Linked DNA regions of Mus musculus: regions 1 and 3 are each linked to region 2. A link is a loop called in an ENCODE intact Hi-C map of the cell type or tissue named here. Cell type or tissue: left cerebral cortex. All regions are shown on one strand.

Region 1 (5,000 bases), 140 kb after region 2:
GACTTCACTGATGTAGAGTTCCTGTGGAACGTGTGTGGTAACTGGGTAGCCGGCAGCCAGGAGCATGCGGTTATCAGCATGTTAGCTGTAATTTGTGAGGGCAAGTGACAGCTGGCTGGACAACAGGCTTTGGTCATTTGAGAGCTCTTATATGGTGACCTGGAAGCCAGGCTCGGCTCACCATGACTGCTCTGAGAGTGTTCTGGCTCCACAGCTACAGAGGGAACTGTCCTCAAGCCAGGCAGCTTTTGCCTGACCCCATGTCAGATCACTGGAATCTTGCCCAAGGAACATTTGCACAGTAGACTCCTTGAGAGGAACTTGCCCATGTGTGAACTTTAAAATATGAAATGCATCTCCATTTTGCATTGCCTACTTTGAATTTTAAATGTCACCTCTAAAAATGCAGAAAGGCACTGCTGATCATTCTGATACAAATAAGCAGGAAGCCAAACCAAACCCCATTTTTCACCAAGCTCATTGGTCATTCTCTGGGTCATCTTGTTCCTGGTATCGGAAGTCTGTCTTCATATAGGTGATGCCAATCCCCCTCCAGGCCAGGTCTCCAAAGCTTACAGAGCCACCAAAGGGTCAGAGGCCTCCCCCTGTCAATGTCCAGCTGAGAAATGAGCCCTTCAGCCCAAGACTGTGATCCTGTCTGGACAGCATCCTAGGAAAAAAAAATCACTGCATAGCAGGCTGGCTTCTGAGCTTCCTGCCTGCTACATGAAGACAGTTCTGTTTTGTTATTTGGCCTCCCGCGAGGCTTTGCTCTATGAATCCAAGCCATAGATCAGGTTCTTATAGGGAATGTGGAGCAGTGCTCCCAACTCAGAACACCAGGGGCACTGCAAGCACCGCTCTGCTTAGAGCTGAGCCCTCTGCCCTCTTTGGCTGCCTCAGATCCCTCCCATCACCGGAGTCTGATACCATCAGGCACACAAGCCCTGTGACAGCCTCACACCCCGTCCATAGATAGGCCTTCATTATAGAGTTTTGGTGCCAGGGAAGATACCTAACTGCAAGGCAAGGACTGTCCTTGGAAGCTCACTTGCACTTTTGTTTTCTCTCTCTCTTTCTCTCATAGTCTCTCTCCCTTCTCTCTCTCTTGCTCTCATAATCTCTTCCCTTCTCTCTCTCTTATTTCTCTCTCTGTGTCTCTCTCTCTGTCTCTCTCTGTCTCTCTCTCTCTGCCCCTGCCCCTTTCTCCCTCCCTCCCTCCCTCCCTCCCTCCCTCCCTCCCTCCCTCACTAGCAACAATGGTAAAAATGGATCAAAATCCTAAGACTCCCATGAAAAAACCCATGTGCATAGGAACCTGGAGCTGTCACTTGGGCCCAGTTGAACCCAGAGTTCTTAGAACCCCATGCCCCCCCACCTCCCATTAGCACGAGCTCATCAGGTATGTGGCTATCCTGATCTCATCAGGAAGCTTGCTCCCCGTGACTCAGAAGTTGGCTTCTGTCTGACAGGAAGCAGCTGAGCCGAGACAAGCAGAATAATGGCCTTGGTGTTCACGGGAGCCAGAGTGTCCTCTATCACCACCTAGTAAATTCCCTGCAGACAGACACCAAGGAAGGACATGTGGTTCCCCCATGCAGATCAAGTGTCCTGGAAGCGGCTGCTCTACACTGAGTCTGGGACCCTCCACTTAACACACTATAGAAAGCACCTGAGGCTTTGAAGTCAGGGGCACTCAGGAGATCTTAACGGAGGCTCTTATTTGCTTGGAGAGTGAGGTCGTCTCTGGCTGTGTTCCTTAAAATACCCATGGGCAAATGCCCCAAGTATGCCGCATAACTGAGCTGACCCTCCAGACAAGGTGCTGGATGTCCAGGAAGCAAGGCACGGTTGAAGACACATTCCTTGGGGAAACAGTACACTCACCCCCTTCAGAAACCCTCAATCCATTACAGGAGCCTTGTCCTCAGGCACAGGCTCCTCCTGCAATTGTTGCCTGGCCAGCACTTCTGAGGGCTTCCTGGGTCAGAGATGTGATGGCGCTATAGGTCATTCTCCCTTAGCTGTGCCAACTTGTAGCTATCTAGACTACAGATTCCCCTTCCCAGGACCTTGGGCCAAGGGTGGGAAGTTTCCTGGTTAGGCGGGTAGGATGTGGGGATCTCCAATCAAGAGAAGTATAATGGACCTGCTCTAGAGCTAGCTTTGCAATGTCTCATTAGGAAATCATGACCTGGGATGGACACAGGCCACGTGGCATCTCACCTTTTGAGCCTCATGTCTTCCAGAGAGTTAGTTGTTCATGTGCTACCCATGTCCTCATGTGCTACCCTCAGACCCCTTCCCTGCATCAGCTATGACCCAGAAGTGTGATGGGTATGGGGACACTGTGGGCAGAAGCCCTGGCTGCCCACTGACCAGGCGTCTCTTCAAGGTCAACCAGAGACTTGACCCTCTTGCCCCAAACATAGTGGCAAGGACACCCACCCCAGGGCCCTAAGGATTTCCAACCCAGATATTCATTTCTCTGTTTTGCCCCTATCCCAGGAAAGCCATGCTTTCATTTGAACTGTGACCTCCAGCCCTTTACTTCAGTTCTGATACACAGTAGAGTGGATGAAGCCAGAAAGGGTCCTGAGGTTACCTATTGCTTATAACATCTCTTTCTCCATCTGCTTGGGTTAATGCCCCTAGGACGTGCTGAAAACTGGTGGAGAATTCCCCTAGGGAACCATTTTAAAAAATAGTGTCAATGAGCGTGGGGTGCAAAAGTGTGTTGGGGAGGCTAAGTGTTCTGTAGCTTGTCTGATGGCAGCAGGCACACAGGCAGTGGAAGCTGGTGCCTGCCTGCCCTCTATCTGTGACATGGATAGATATAAGCACTGTGGAAATGCTGCCTCTAGGAGATGCTCTCAGAGTCAGGGGCAGATGCTCTCAGCTGAGCAGCCCTGAGAAGACACCAACCCCAGTTGGGCTCCTAGAATACTCCACCCTACACCCTTCCTGCATTAGTAGTCACTAAAGAGAGTCCCTCTCTGCTACCAGCCTGACCCCTCCTGAAACATCTGACAAGTCACATAAAGAGCCCTGGCCATCCGTATCAGTCACTCCACACTCCTCTTCCTTTCCAGGATTTGAAGACTGTCCTCTCCCTGCCCCAGTACCCAGGGGAGTTCCTGCATCCTGTGGTGTATGCCTGCACCGCGGTCATGCTCCTGTGTCTCCTTGCCTCTGTCATCACCTACATCTTGCATCAGAGGTAAGGAAGCCCACCCCAGCCTATCCAGCATAGTGACCACAAGGAGTACTGGAGAAACCCCAATCCTTCCATCCTGGGACTTGAGCCTTCTTTCTTCTCTCTCTCTCTCTCTCTCTCTCTCTCTCTCTCTCTCTCTCTCTCTCTCTCTTTCTTTCTTTCTTTCTTTCTTCTTTTCTTTCCTTCCTCCTTCCTTCCTCCTTCCTTCCTTCCTTCCTTCCTCCCTCCCTCCCTCCCTCCCTCCCTCCCTCTTTCTCTCTCTCTCTCTCTCTCTCTCTCTCTCTCTCTCTCTCTCTCTCTCTCTCTCTCTTTCTTTCTTTCTTTCTTTCTGTTTTATGGGTATGAGTGTTTTGCCTCTATGTATGTATGTGTTCTGTGTATGTGCCCAAGGAGGCCAGTAGAGGGTGCCTGATTCCCTAGAACTAAAGTTAAGGATAAATACAAGCTTCCATGCAGATGCTGAAAACCAATCCCCAGACCTCTGAAAAACACCCAGTGCTCTTAAAGGTTGAGCCATCTCTTAGCCCTCACTGGGACTTCTTAACATCAGCCTCCGAGTTCTTGTAAAACTATGTAAAACAAGTCTGTCCTGAAATGGAAGCATATTGGTTCCAGCATCCTAAGAGGTCATGGTCATGCTTGCAGGGTCCTTGAAGTCCCCTCTCTATTGTGACTTTTTAATCTAAGGACCTTCTAGACAGAGGTCTACTTCTGAGCTTGTTTCTGGGTGCCTTTGTCTGGGAACGAGATGTGTGTGACTTCTGTATGCCTGAATCCATAGAAGCTGCACAAGGAGATAGAAGAAGGGGATTTCAGCCATAGCCACAGCCAACCCCATAATTAAAATTATGAGTAATGCCTAGGCCTAGGCCATAGGCAGACACAAGTGGAGGCTTGGTAAGTCAAGGGCACTGTTGGGGGAGAAGATTGATCCAAAACTGTTCTTAGTCTACTTTGGCAGCTCTCACAAGTTACCATAGAGTGGCTGATTGATAACAATGGCTAGAATAGAAATTGGTTCTTCACAGGTCTAGAAATTGGAATTCAAGGGCGAGGGTATTGAACAGGTTTGGTGTCTGATGAGAACTCATGTCTTGGTACACAGATGGCATTCTCTCTAAGTCCTCCAGTTAAGGGGACCCTTAGGGGCCTCGTTGATAATGGCACTAAACCTGTTCATGAGATTCCATCCCAGCATCTCCTAATACCATCGTGCTGACAATCGAGTTTCAGCAGAGATTTCTTTAAGAAATTTATTTATTTTATGTATATGAGTACACCAGAAGAGGGCATCAGATCGCATTACAGATGGTTGTGAGCCACCATGTGGTGCCTGGGAATTGAACTCAGGACCTCTGGAAGAGCAGCCAGTGCTCTTAACCACTGAGCCACCTCCCCAACCCCCTTCAGCAGAGAATTTGAGAAGCACACCCAGACCGCAGAAGCTGTAGGATGAGACTTAGACAGGTACACAACCATGATGGAGTCAGAGTCATAGGCTGAACAATGCTGGCCCTGCCCTGGCTAGCTAGGCAGAACTGAGACATGCTGGTGAAATTATCATAACCAAAGTCAATCAGACATCTACGAGAGAGAGAGAGAGAGAGAGAGAGAGAGAGAGAGAGAGAGAGAGAGAGAGAGAGAGAGAGAGAAGTGGTCCCAGGAATTATGGGCGTGACTTCCCCCTCTGAGACCCCAGACAAGCCTGTCTCTGTCAAATGGGCGTAGGGGGGTAGAAACTGCAAAAGCCTTTGCAAGCGTTGCTTCTGTGAAAACCTGCTGA
Region 2 (5,000 bases):
TGAAAAGATGACTTAGCTGTAAAAAGCAAGGCGTGCTCTTATGGAGGACCTGAGTTTGTTCCCAGTGCCCATGTTGGAGACTCACAGTCACCTGTAGTTCCAACTGGAGGGGGTCTAATGCCCTCTGTGGCCCCTGAGCACACATCCTCACACTGCATGCCTCCTCACTGTGTGATCCCCCTCCCCCACCACTTCAATGAAAACAGTAAAAAAAAAATCTTTAAAATATAGCCTGCTATACTATAAGCCAACATATGCCTTTCGACTTTTATCTGTCTGTTTAGTATTTTGGTAACACTGGGGATGCCAGACAAGCAGCTGACCCTGAGCCACATGAGCCCTCCAGCCTGGCAAGTCCAGCCTTTTAGCTGAGGAGCCGGGGACCCTCTGAAACTGCTGTGACCCATGCTGTGCTTGCTCCTTCCTCTCCGCCTCTTTTGCTTTTCTGGCCCTTCCTGCTGCCTCTTTAAAAGTCGGTTGACAAATTTTAACTCTCCTGGGGATGCTTTCCCTCTGCCTCTTTGCATGGTTATTTTAATCCCTGATCTCAGAGTTAAAAAGTACAACTTTGGCTTTTCTCAGTTATTTAGCATAAACACAGATCCTCTTTCACCTAACAGAGTGCAGCCTCAGCCACTGCAGTCCCTTTGTGCCACCGTCCCATAGTCTAAATCTGCAGGTTTAATAAATGGCAATGTAATCCTTTTTATGTTAAACTGCTCACATTGTTCTTAAATAATCAGACAGTAAAGGAATATAGTCCTTCACATTTAATTATGTACATGTTGCCTATAGAATGCTTCTGGTTGACTTTCTGTTTTTAAATTTTTCTTTCTTATCTGGAGATGTATCTATTTTGCAAATAAAAGTCACATACGTAATAGACACAGAATTGTGGGTGATTAAGTGTTCTTTCTGCTGTCCGTTCCCTGTAACTCAGTGGGAAGCTGTGTCATCATTTTTTGTTTGTTTGTTTTTTTGTTTTTTCTCTTTTCCAAGACAGGGTTTCTCTGTGTAGTCCTGGCTGTCCTGGAACTCACTTTGTAGACCAGGCTGGCCTCAAACTCAGAAATCCGCCTGCTTCTGCCTCCCAAGTGCTGGGATTAAAGGCATGCGCCACCATGCCCGGCTGTGTCATCATTGTCTGATCATTTTTCTCCCCACCCCCAACCCTGGTCACTCTACCGACTCGCTCCTGGTCTGTGTGTTTAGGTCTGACTTCTCTATGTTTATTCTGCTTCAGGCTTGTTGGACTTCTCTTGGCCATATTCCCTTAGGTTTTTGTCTACTGTCTTTCTCATGTCCTTCTGGGGCTCCATATGCACGAGCATCATGCTGTTTACTCCTCTTCATCGCTTTCAAAATACTGCCTCTCTTTTTTCACTGTAGAGATCTGAACCTGCTGGCGGGTGGCTGAGGCTACTAGTATGGATGGGGCTGTGCTGGAGCTGTGCTCATGGAGGTAACAAACCATTTTAGACAGGCTTACTCATGGGGACTAGGGGAGGGCCATTTCCCCTTCCCCTTGAGGCCATATCTCTCTGTTATAGAAGCATACATTGTAACTTACCAGCCCTTCCAGAATCCCAAGGGGCAGGGGCCTTAAACCATTCATTCTACATGCTGTGTGGACTTCAAGCATACACTGTCCCTGGGTCCAGCCCAAGATGTTGGATATCTCTATCACCAGCCTACGAGACAGTGTCTGGAACCCTCAGTTCAGGATCCTGGTAGGTGACGGCATGCTCTGTGTCTTCCTTGGGACAGGAAAGTGTCATGGTGCTCACTGCTTCCTGACAGCTTCCCCATCCTCAGATGTGGACGATCAGTTCCACCCTATCCACTCCAAGCTCTGTGGTCAGGTAGACATCACCATTAGCTGTGATGGGAGCTGAAGGCCCAGTCCTCAGCACAGGCTGGCAGGCCTCTTCCCTGTGCCCCACTTAAGTTAGCTACACTTGTCCCAGCTTACTCCAGGGTGCTGTGGGTGACTCCGTACCTATAGAGGACACTGGTGACCACCAGGTGGCAGCAAAGGAAAGTATCAGCTGTTCTGTGCTGACCTGGCATCTGCCGATTTTCTCCCTTCCTCTTTCTTCCTTCTCTCTTTCCATCTCTACACCCACCCTCCCTTCACCTCTGTTTCTATCTTTCTCCTCCTTCTTCCCTCTCTCTTCCTTTTCTTCGTCCTCCCCTCCCTCTCTTCCTCCTTTCTCCTCCCCCCTTTCTCCCTTCCCACTTTTGAAGGTTTACTTAGACTTAGCAAATATCCTGCTTTTAGTTACATAAGCCCCCACCCCCACCCCCCGCAGCTGGACAGATCTGGGTAAAAATAACACTTGTCAGGCGTGATTACCTTCCTGTCCTCTGAGCTGAGTTGCCTCACCTCCCTGCAGAGCTATTTAAAGCCAGGCAAGCATCAGCTCTTCACCCATAGGTTTTGAGGCTTCAGAAGGTCTTGGGTAGAGGGGCCCAGGGACATCTTCACCTGGCCACCTGGCTATGGTTGTCATGCAGAAACAAGGCCCTGGGAAGAAAGGGAGGGTTTAGACTCAGGCTGGACAAGACACAAGGAGGCTTGCATGCTCTGGATGCCAATGAGTCTGGGAGACAAGAAGAACCTGGCCTGGTGGAGATGCTGGGGGTGGGGATGAACGCTGAGTACAGGTATATGTCTGCCAAGTATTGGAAGCAGAGGACCATGGCAAAGGCACCTCTGCTCTTCTGTAAAGATCTGGAAACTGGGGCAGAAATGAGCAGGTCTAAAGGCAGATCAGCACAGGAGCCCATCCCAGTGTGGTGGGCAGCTGGAGTGAAGTAGGCTGTCAGAATACCCTGAAGTGCAGCCTATCCTCTGCCCCCTCTAGCCAGCAAATGCAGCCTGATCTGTCTTGGGAAGAGCGCAAGTACCCCAGGCAGGATCCTAGCGCACTTGCAGAACCACGTGAGGGTCTGCAGTCTGAGGAAGAGTGATGAATGCTTGCTCACAAGCATCTCACTCACAATGAGACATTCCAGGGTAGCAGCCCACTGGCTAAGAGGAGTCCAGAGGGTGCCACTCCTTCTTATAGTCCCCCGACTCTCAAAGGTAGGCAGGGGTTAGCTGGGGCTCCAGATGGCTATTGGGGGCAGGACTGGGCCCAGGAAGAGCAAAGATCATGCCACAGAAGCTACAGTCTCCCTGTCTACCTTCCTTCTCCTTCCCTTCCTCCCAATTTGTGAGCTGACTGGGTTCCTTTCGTGGCCAGCTTGGTAGCTTGGTTTCTGAGCCATGGCTTGCAGCCAAATCCTAGTGAGATAGTTTCATATTTTACTGCTTTTAGAGAGAGAGAGAGAGAGAGAGAGAGAGAGAGAGAGAGAGAGAGAGAGACTGTCCTAGTCTCAGGTCCTTACAGAGCAGCCCAATCTCTTCTCATCCACAGCATCAGGTTTTCCCAGACCCCAGGTTCCTACCCCTAGCTGTCCCCCAGCTTGAAGATCGGCAAGTTGTTTTCCCCTAAGGACCAGCTGTTTTGAGATCAGAGGCCATGAGAAAGCAAACCAGCACAGGGGCCCTTCCAACCACAGGTTTCTTCCACACAGAAACAAGGCCAAGGCCATCTGACCACCTGCCTCAGCTGCTAGCTTTCTGGTGGGGGAAGATTGTCTCTGCATCAGCACCTTTGGAGACACTGGGCCTCCTGACTCTTATCTCATGTTCTCAGACGGCAGGCAGACTTGTGCATCCTGGAACCACAATGAGCTGTTTTTAAACTGTCCCCAGATGAGAACAGAATTTCTGGACTACCAGGTTCACAGAGCAGCCAGGCTGTGTGAACATCTCGAGGGAGGCATTCCCTCTGTGGAAAAGCCGAAGAACCCTGAAGCCGAGTCCCATGGAGACCAGGCCATCTAAGCTCTAGAGAATGTCTAGGGCCTCTAGCCACTAAAATCACCTGTGCTGGGAGAGAAAGTGGCCAGGTGACCAGGATAACCAAGCAAAGGAATGGATATACATTCTAGTAAATACATACAAACATACACACACATACAAACACACACATAGACACACAGAGCAAACATGTGGCATGGACGCAGGTATATACAGATACGTGCACATGCATAGCACACATACGCACAAATGTACAAGCACATGCACAAGCATGCTTGTATGTATACATAGATAACGCAGCGTCACACATACCTGCATGCACATATTTATATGCACATGCGCATGCCCACTGCAAACAGGCATCTAGATAACAACTCTGGGATGATACACAAGGTGAATGAAGGATGTCTTCTAGTCTGCTTGTAAGCATGTGCTGCAGCAATGGAGGTCTGCTTTCAAAGGGCAGACGGAACCTCTCTACCTGGTGATGGCACTGCCTCAGGGCGCTGTGGACACCTGGTAGAGGCGTGGCGGCTCGAGTGTTCAAGTGCTCTGTCTTCCAAAAAATCCTCCACTGAGCATAGCTCAGGAAACTCATGAACAGTATGTCAGCAGCCATTAATTTAGGCAGGAGTCCTCCAAGGATGCCAACTTGGCAGGCAGATTTCTGATGTACAGGAAACTAAACTAGTCTCTAAGCATCTCCCCAGAAAATAAGAATTAATTGCTTTTTAATTAATGTGTGCCACATGTATTCATTTTCAGGGGCTGCAAAAACAACAACAACAAAATTCATCCAAACTTGGTGGCTTTTAACAACCTAAACATAATTGTCCAATGTTCTGAGGTCATTGTCCCACCCAGGTCTTCTGGTGTTCCACATTCTTAGACGTATGGGTGATGGCCCTCCTGTATCAAGGACCACCTTCACCTTCAAAGCTTAGATGTGATTCTAGCTCTCTCTAGCCCTGCAGTCTCTGTCTGTCTCCTCTTTGGACTCTGTTCTCTGCGAAACCCACAAGAGGAGGACAGCTGTCCACCACCTGTTTTTTCTCTGTAGTCTTAAACCCTTTTGGTCTACAGATTCACATTCTGGGCACCAAGACATGGGCCATGCTGGGGGGCCGTT
Region 3 (5,000 bases), 130 kb after region 2:
GGCTTGTCTGCACCAGCAAGGTGGGGTGCTGTTAGGAAGACCTAGCCCACAGAGCCTAAAGAGAGGTGCTGTCTGGCCCTTTATGAATCTGGCCATGATGAGATGTTCCGTGCTGTGTGTCTACAGGGACTATCCTGTCTCAGCCAAACATGTGGAGGTTTACAGAGAGGGAACTTTGTAAATGTTGTGAATGTTAACAGTCACTTCCGGTTTACTACCTATGAAGATGACCCTGGATGACGAGGTAGGATAACCTGCCTGGCAATGGACAGGCCTGAGGACTATAGCTGGAGTCGTCTTAACATGAAATCCTCAAGGACAAAGTATCAGCACGTGCTGGAGACTTGCAGGCAAGTCATCTCTATTGTCATTGTCCTGCTGTCCCATGAGCCAGCTCCTTGCCAGACACCACTGCTCATGTGACTGTCATAGATGCTGTCATGTGACTGTCACCCTCTACTGGCATCTCTGCAAGAACTGGACTTGGGGAACTTTTGTAAACAGAATGTCCCCTAAGCAAAGACCCAACCTGTGGGGCAGAGATTGTCATTTCCCAACATGGAGGGATTTTACCTATGCTGTGTAAGGGTCCTCATCGCCTGCATCCCCATGGTCTCAGGTGAGGGTTAGTTCATTGTCTTGTCCTAGCCTTGATCTTTTCCTGTGCTCTCTTGGACCAGTTTGGAGAGTTAGCAGTTATTCTGCGATGACTATCTCCATAATGCCCAGAGATCAGGCTGTGTCCCATAGCAACACAGAATCCACCCAGCTGGAGATGCCCAGAGGAGCAGACTAGAAAAAGCTTGGGCCTCTTGGAACCTTGTGTAGGGGCAGGTTCCTAACTGCAGGGTCATTTACATTACTCCCAGTGTTGAGAGATATGAGATCTGAGCCTTGAGCCACAAATATCAGGTTTTCTTATGTAGAAAAGGCAATCCACAGGCAGCTATGCTTCTAGTAAGAAGCAAGTGTGGCCTGTCTAGCAAATAGGACAGGGGGTCTCCCAGAGCAACAGCAAAGGCTGGGTGGTAACCAGAAGTACATCTGACTATATCATGCCTCCGTTTCCCCATACCATCGAAGATTCTGTGTTGATATAGAACAGGGGTTCTCAACTAGGAACTTTTCAACCTTGGGGTTGAACAACTCTTTCATGGGGATCACCTAAGACCATAGGAAAACACAGATATTTATACTGTGATTCATAACAGTAGCAAAACTACAGTTATAAAGTAGCAACAAAAATAACTTTATGGTTGGGGTTCACCACAACATGAGGAACTGTATTAAAGGGTTGAAGCATTAGAACGGCTGAGGACCACTGATATAAAACATGGCTCACCATGCAGGTCATCACGGCACCTGTCTCCAGTGGTACCCCAGAGACTAAGCCTGAAGTGATGCCCTCCATGGGCAGCTCCAACCTAGGCCCTGGCACAAATGTAGAGAGGCATATGTGACCATTATGAATGGTTTAGTGCCCGAGTATTTATAAAGCCAGGCCTTGGGCTCTGTTTTTGGAAACTTCAGCTACACAATACAAGGAGATAGACTCCTTCTGGCCACTCCAGGAAGAAGCTGAGAATCATCACTCACGCAGTACATAGAGTCCAGGGGCCAGTAGCCAGGCCTCTTCTGCCTCTCCTGAGGGCCTGGACCACCTGTGACAGACCTGGAGCCCTGAGCAGAAGACCAGTGTCAGAGCCTACTCTGATTCAGAGCCACCTCCCCCTACATACTTCCTGCTCTCCTTTCTGCCCCGTTCCCTATCCACCCGACTAAGACTATCATCCAGGATCCATCAGGGACTTTGGCTGGCCTCCAGTTCCTGGAGAAGAGACTCTGAGAGTTCAGAACACATGGAGGCCTCCATCACTCATAGGGTGCTGAGCAGACAGAATTCCTCAGGGTCAAGTCCCTTATCTGAAGTTCGGGGCTCAGTGTTCCCACTGAGGACTGGGACAGGAGAGTTGACCACACCCCACCCAGAGGTTACACACCACAGGATTTCTAAAACAAAAATCACAATGTCCCTGGGTCTAATTCTATCTTTATGATCCTTTAACTACCTCCCCTGCCCCAGGAACTCTAGCTTCCAATCCTTTAAACTCCAGAGTAGCAAGAACCTAGGGGCCTCCTAGAGTAGACACTAGCTTTAACAGCACCTGAAGAGCAAAGTTGCTAGGTGGGATGGAGGTGCTACAAGAAAAGGAGCCAGGTGGAGAGGGAAGGGAATGGTCCCCAAACAGGTGTCTCCTAATCACAATGTCATGCCAACATCTGCCAAGGGGATAAACTTTGTGAAAAAGCTTGACCTGATCCAACTCTCCCCTCAGGCAACCAGTCTGGGCCAAGCCATCCCACAGCAGATGAGCTGGACTCTGACTCACGCCTCTGTACACTTTCCTTCTCAACACTCAGTCCTTTGGCCCAGGCTTGGAGAAGGGTTCAACACTGGGGTTAGGGAAGACACTTTCTGCCCCGCCAGGCCATGTCCACAGACAGGAGCAGCCCTGCTGACTCATGCTCACACAGTCTTCACCTCAGTTTCGGAAAATTTGGATTTGAACAGTATTTTAATACATGGATTGTGAAGATTCTTCCAAAATCAATTTCCGTTTTCACCTTCCTGTTCCTGCAGCCCTCGAGAGACAGGGATCTCTTTTTAAAATGAAATAACATCATCCTGTCCTCCTTTTGGGGAAAATGCTTTAATGTGAGTTGTCTGAATCGGTTGGAAGCAAGCAGCAAACCCTGGTCGGTTGTCTCTTTAAATCGACTCTGCAGTGTGACGGGCAGCCGGCCGCCGGGCTGGGAAGAACCATTCCCGCTCTGCCGCAGGGAGCCAGGGCACGGCGCTGCCGCGGTCCGCGCCTCCCCCAGTCCCCATGGTTACAGCTCCTGCTTCCCGGCCGGTCCTTCATTCCCCTGGCTGTTGCTGCAGAAATCCGGCGCGCAGGCGGCTGGCGTCCCCCAACCCAGAGCTGGAAACTGCCTGCAGAGAGCGCATTGGATGCCTGCTCTTCTCGGCTCTGACTCACTCCCTCCGGGTGCAGAGCTCCGTCCCCAGCGCAGTGCTCTGGCCACAGCCAGTCGCCAGGCTGCAGCCCTGCAATCTGTTGATAACTCCACTTATAAGCTCCAATCTCATGCCTTTCGTCATAGAAAGCTGTTCCCTAGCACGAGGGACATGCCACATCTCGCCTGTGAGAAGCAGGAGACCTGTGCCTCTTCGGCTGCCTTTACCAAAATAGGTGAGAAGTTGGGTGGCTTTCTCCTGATGTCTGAGAAGGGAAGGGGAGGGGTAGGGCTTGTGCCCAAGCTACTGGCCGGCCACAGTGTCCACTCATGAGGGCCATTTCTGGAGCAGAAACGCTGTGAGAGATTCGGCCACTCTTGCTGTTGGGAAGGTGGATTCTGAATAACTTTGGGTAAGTCTAGAGCTTGGAGCCTTAGCAAGACCACATAGTTCCAGCCAAGCAAGAATGTCCATGCGGGAGACGCCAGCCCTCAAGATCTAGCTACATCAGGCGGCAGCAGCAGCTTCTGCCTGCCAGGTCTTCCTGGGCACTGAGAGATTTACTCAGGTTTATTTGACTCTCTTGATTTCAATTGATAATGCTGGTCTGGCTTGTGCAGCCCGAAATAACCAAGTTACGGTCTTATGTTGGGATGGCGAGCAGAGACTACTTAAGGGATGCTTTCCGGCTGCCAGGAGCCAGGTTTCCTCCCAAGTCCCAAAGCCCAGGTTGTTACCACCTCTCTGGGTGCCTCAGATGAAGCCTGAGCTAAGGACTCCAACAGGCTGGCCAGGTTCATAGGAGCCAGAAAGGGGCAAACTTGGGAAGGGACTGAGTGCCCCCTGAGTATACCTGGGTATTGACCAGTATCAGGCTCCCTTGCACTCTGACCATGCATTGTCTTTGCAGGTGGGTCAGCCTGCAGATCCCCATTCATCTTGACACAGTCACTCTGAGGTAGCCTTCCCAGGAGCTCGACCGTGACTGTGTGGGACTTGACCTTCCAGATGGCCATGGAGGCTAGAGGGGAGAAGGGTGCAACATAGTGGTCGGTGCCAGCAACCCCATCAGTGCGCTTGCCTCCCTAACTCTGCAGGGCTCATGGTGAGTACACAGCCCAAGGGGCCTAAAGCTTTGACCAAAACCCTGCCGTTCACATCAGATCAGGGGCTACCATCTCTGTTAGGTGGAGGAGGCCTGGGCAGGAAAGTAAGTTATGGGGTGGTTAGGCACTTAGCAGCTGTCCAGCCTGTGTCAGTCCTGGGGTGGGATAACTCTATGGGGGCAGTGGGGTCTGGCTACATTGAGTCTCTGGCTGCCTGCCAGGGTCTGTCTGCTCACTGGCTCACTTGGTGCTGTTCATACTAATTAGCTGAAGGCACGCGGCAATGTCGAAGCATTTAATCAACAGAGTGGCATCCATCCATGCCCTGGGAAACCTTGTCTAGTCCTAGACTGGGTTCCCTCCCACTCAAGGGGGCCTCAGTCAGGTCACCAAGCCCTTCCTACTGTCCCTGCTCCTCAGAAAGTCAGCCGGCTTTGGCAGCTAAGGCTACAACAGGAGGGGGGAGGGTGTTTCTCTCACACTAGAAAAGGGTAAGAGCAGTGTGGTCAGCGGGTTGGAACAGTGTCCAAGACGTGGCGGGGCCCTTCCTGAAGGCTAAAGCTTGTATTGTGGTTGCTGCCTATTGGTCTCTAAGAAGGCTGACAGCCGAGTAAATAATGCATTGTGTATGCTCCTAAGGGACAGCTGACAGGGGCAGCTAGGGCTGGAGTGCGTGCTGGGAATGCCAATGACCACCAGGATAACATGTCCATAGCCCAGACGTGGGCATAGGTTCCTCAGTGCAGACCTGTGTGTCTGCCTAGTAAGGGGCATTCTGTCTGAATCTCTGCTCACTTGCTTCTTGCTCCACTCAAAACGCCCAAGAAGAGAGATCCCTGTTACCCGAATTAACATCACTTTAGCCTCCCTGGCTG

The links. A loop is a pair of places that touch in the nucleus more often than their neighbours do. Peaks named below come from ENCODE experiments on the same cell type or tissue, not always from the same donor. Only the 100,000 strongest peaks of a DNase experiment are listed, where the experiment ranks them.
Region 1: it touches region 2 in a loop (3-fold over the local background); 7 of 42 quality-filtered maps call a loop at or near these places.
Region 3: it touches region 2 in a loop (2.5-fold over the local background); 4 of 42 quality-filtered maps call a loop at or near these places.

Annotation. Positions count from the first base shown.
Region 1 is chr7:139,842,493-139,847,492 of GRCm38, forward strand. It overlaps Adgra1 (adhesion G protein-coupled receptor A1), which reads left to right. Exons shown (of 8, transcript NM_177469.3): 4 at 3,093-3,220. Among named protein-coding and RNA genes, the nearest start is that of Adgra1, 11 kb to the left of the region's middle. In left cerebral cortex, CTCF peaks have their summits at 861, 2,806 and 4,535 (motif pointing right); a DNase peak (open chromatin) is centred at 2,808.
Region 2 is chr7:139,701,623-139,706,622 of GRCm38, forward strand. No RefSeq gene overlaps it. Among named protein-coding and RNA genes, the nearest start is that of Gm32680, 20 kb to the left of the region's middle. In left cerebral cortex, a CTCF peak has its summit at 2,020 (motif pointing right); DNase peaks (open chromatin) are centred at 2,029, 2,605 and 3,261; H3K27ac peaks cover 1,323 bases.
Region 3 is chr7:139,831,274-139,836,273 of GRCm38, forward strand. It overlaps Adgra1 (adhesion G protein-coupled receptor A1), which reads left to right and starts at 2,901. Exons shown (of 8, transcript NM_177469.3): 1 at 2,901-3,254; 2 at 3,930-4,124. In left cerebral cortex, a CTCF peak has its summit at 2,850; DNase peaks (open chromatin) are centred at 2,438, 2,925, 3,468 and 4,502; H3K4me3 peaks cover 2,666 bases; H3K27ac peaks cover 3,907 bases.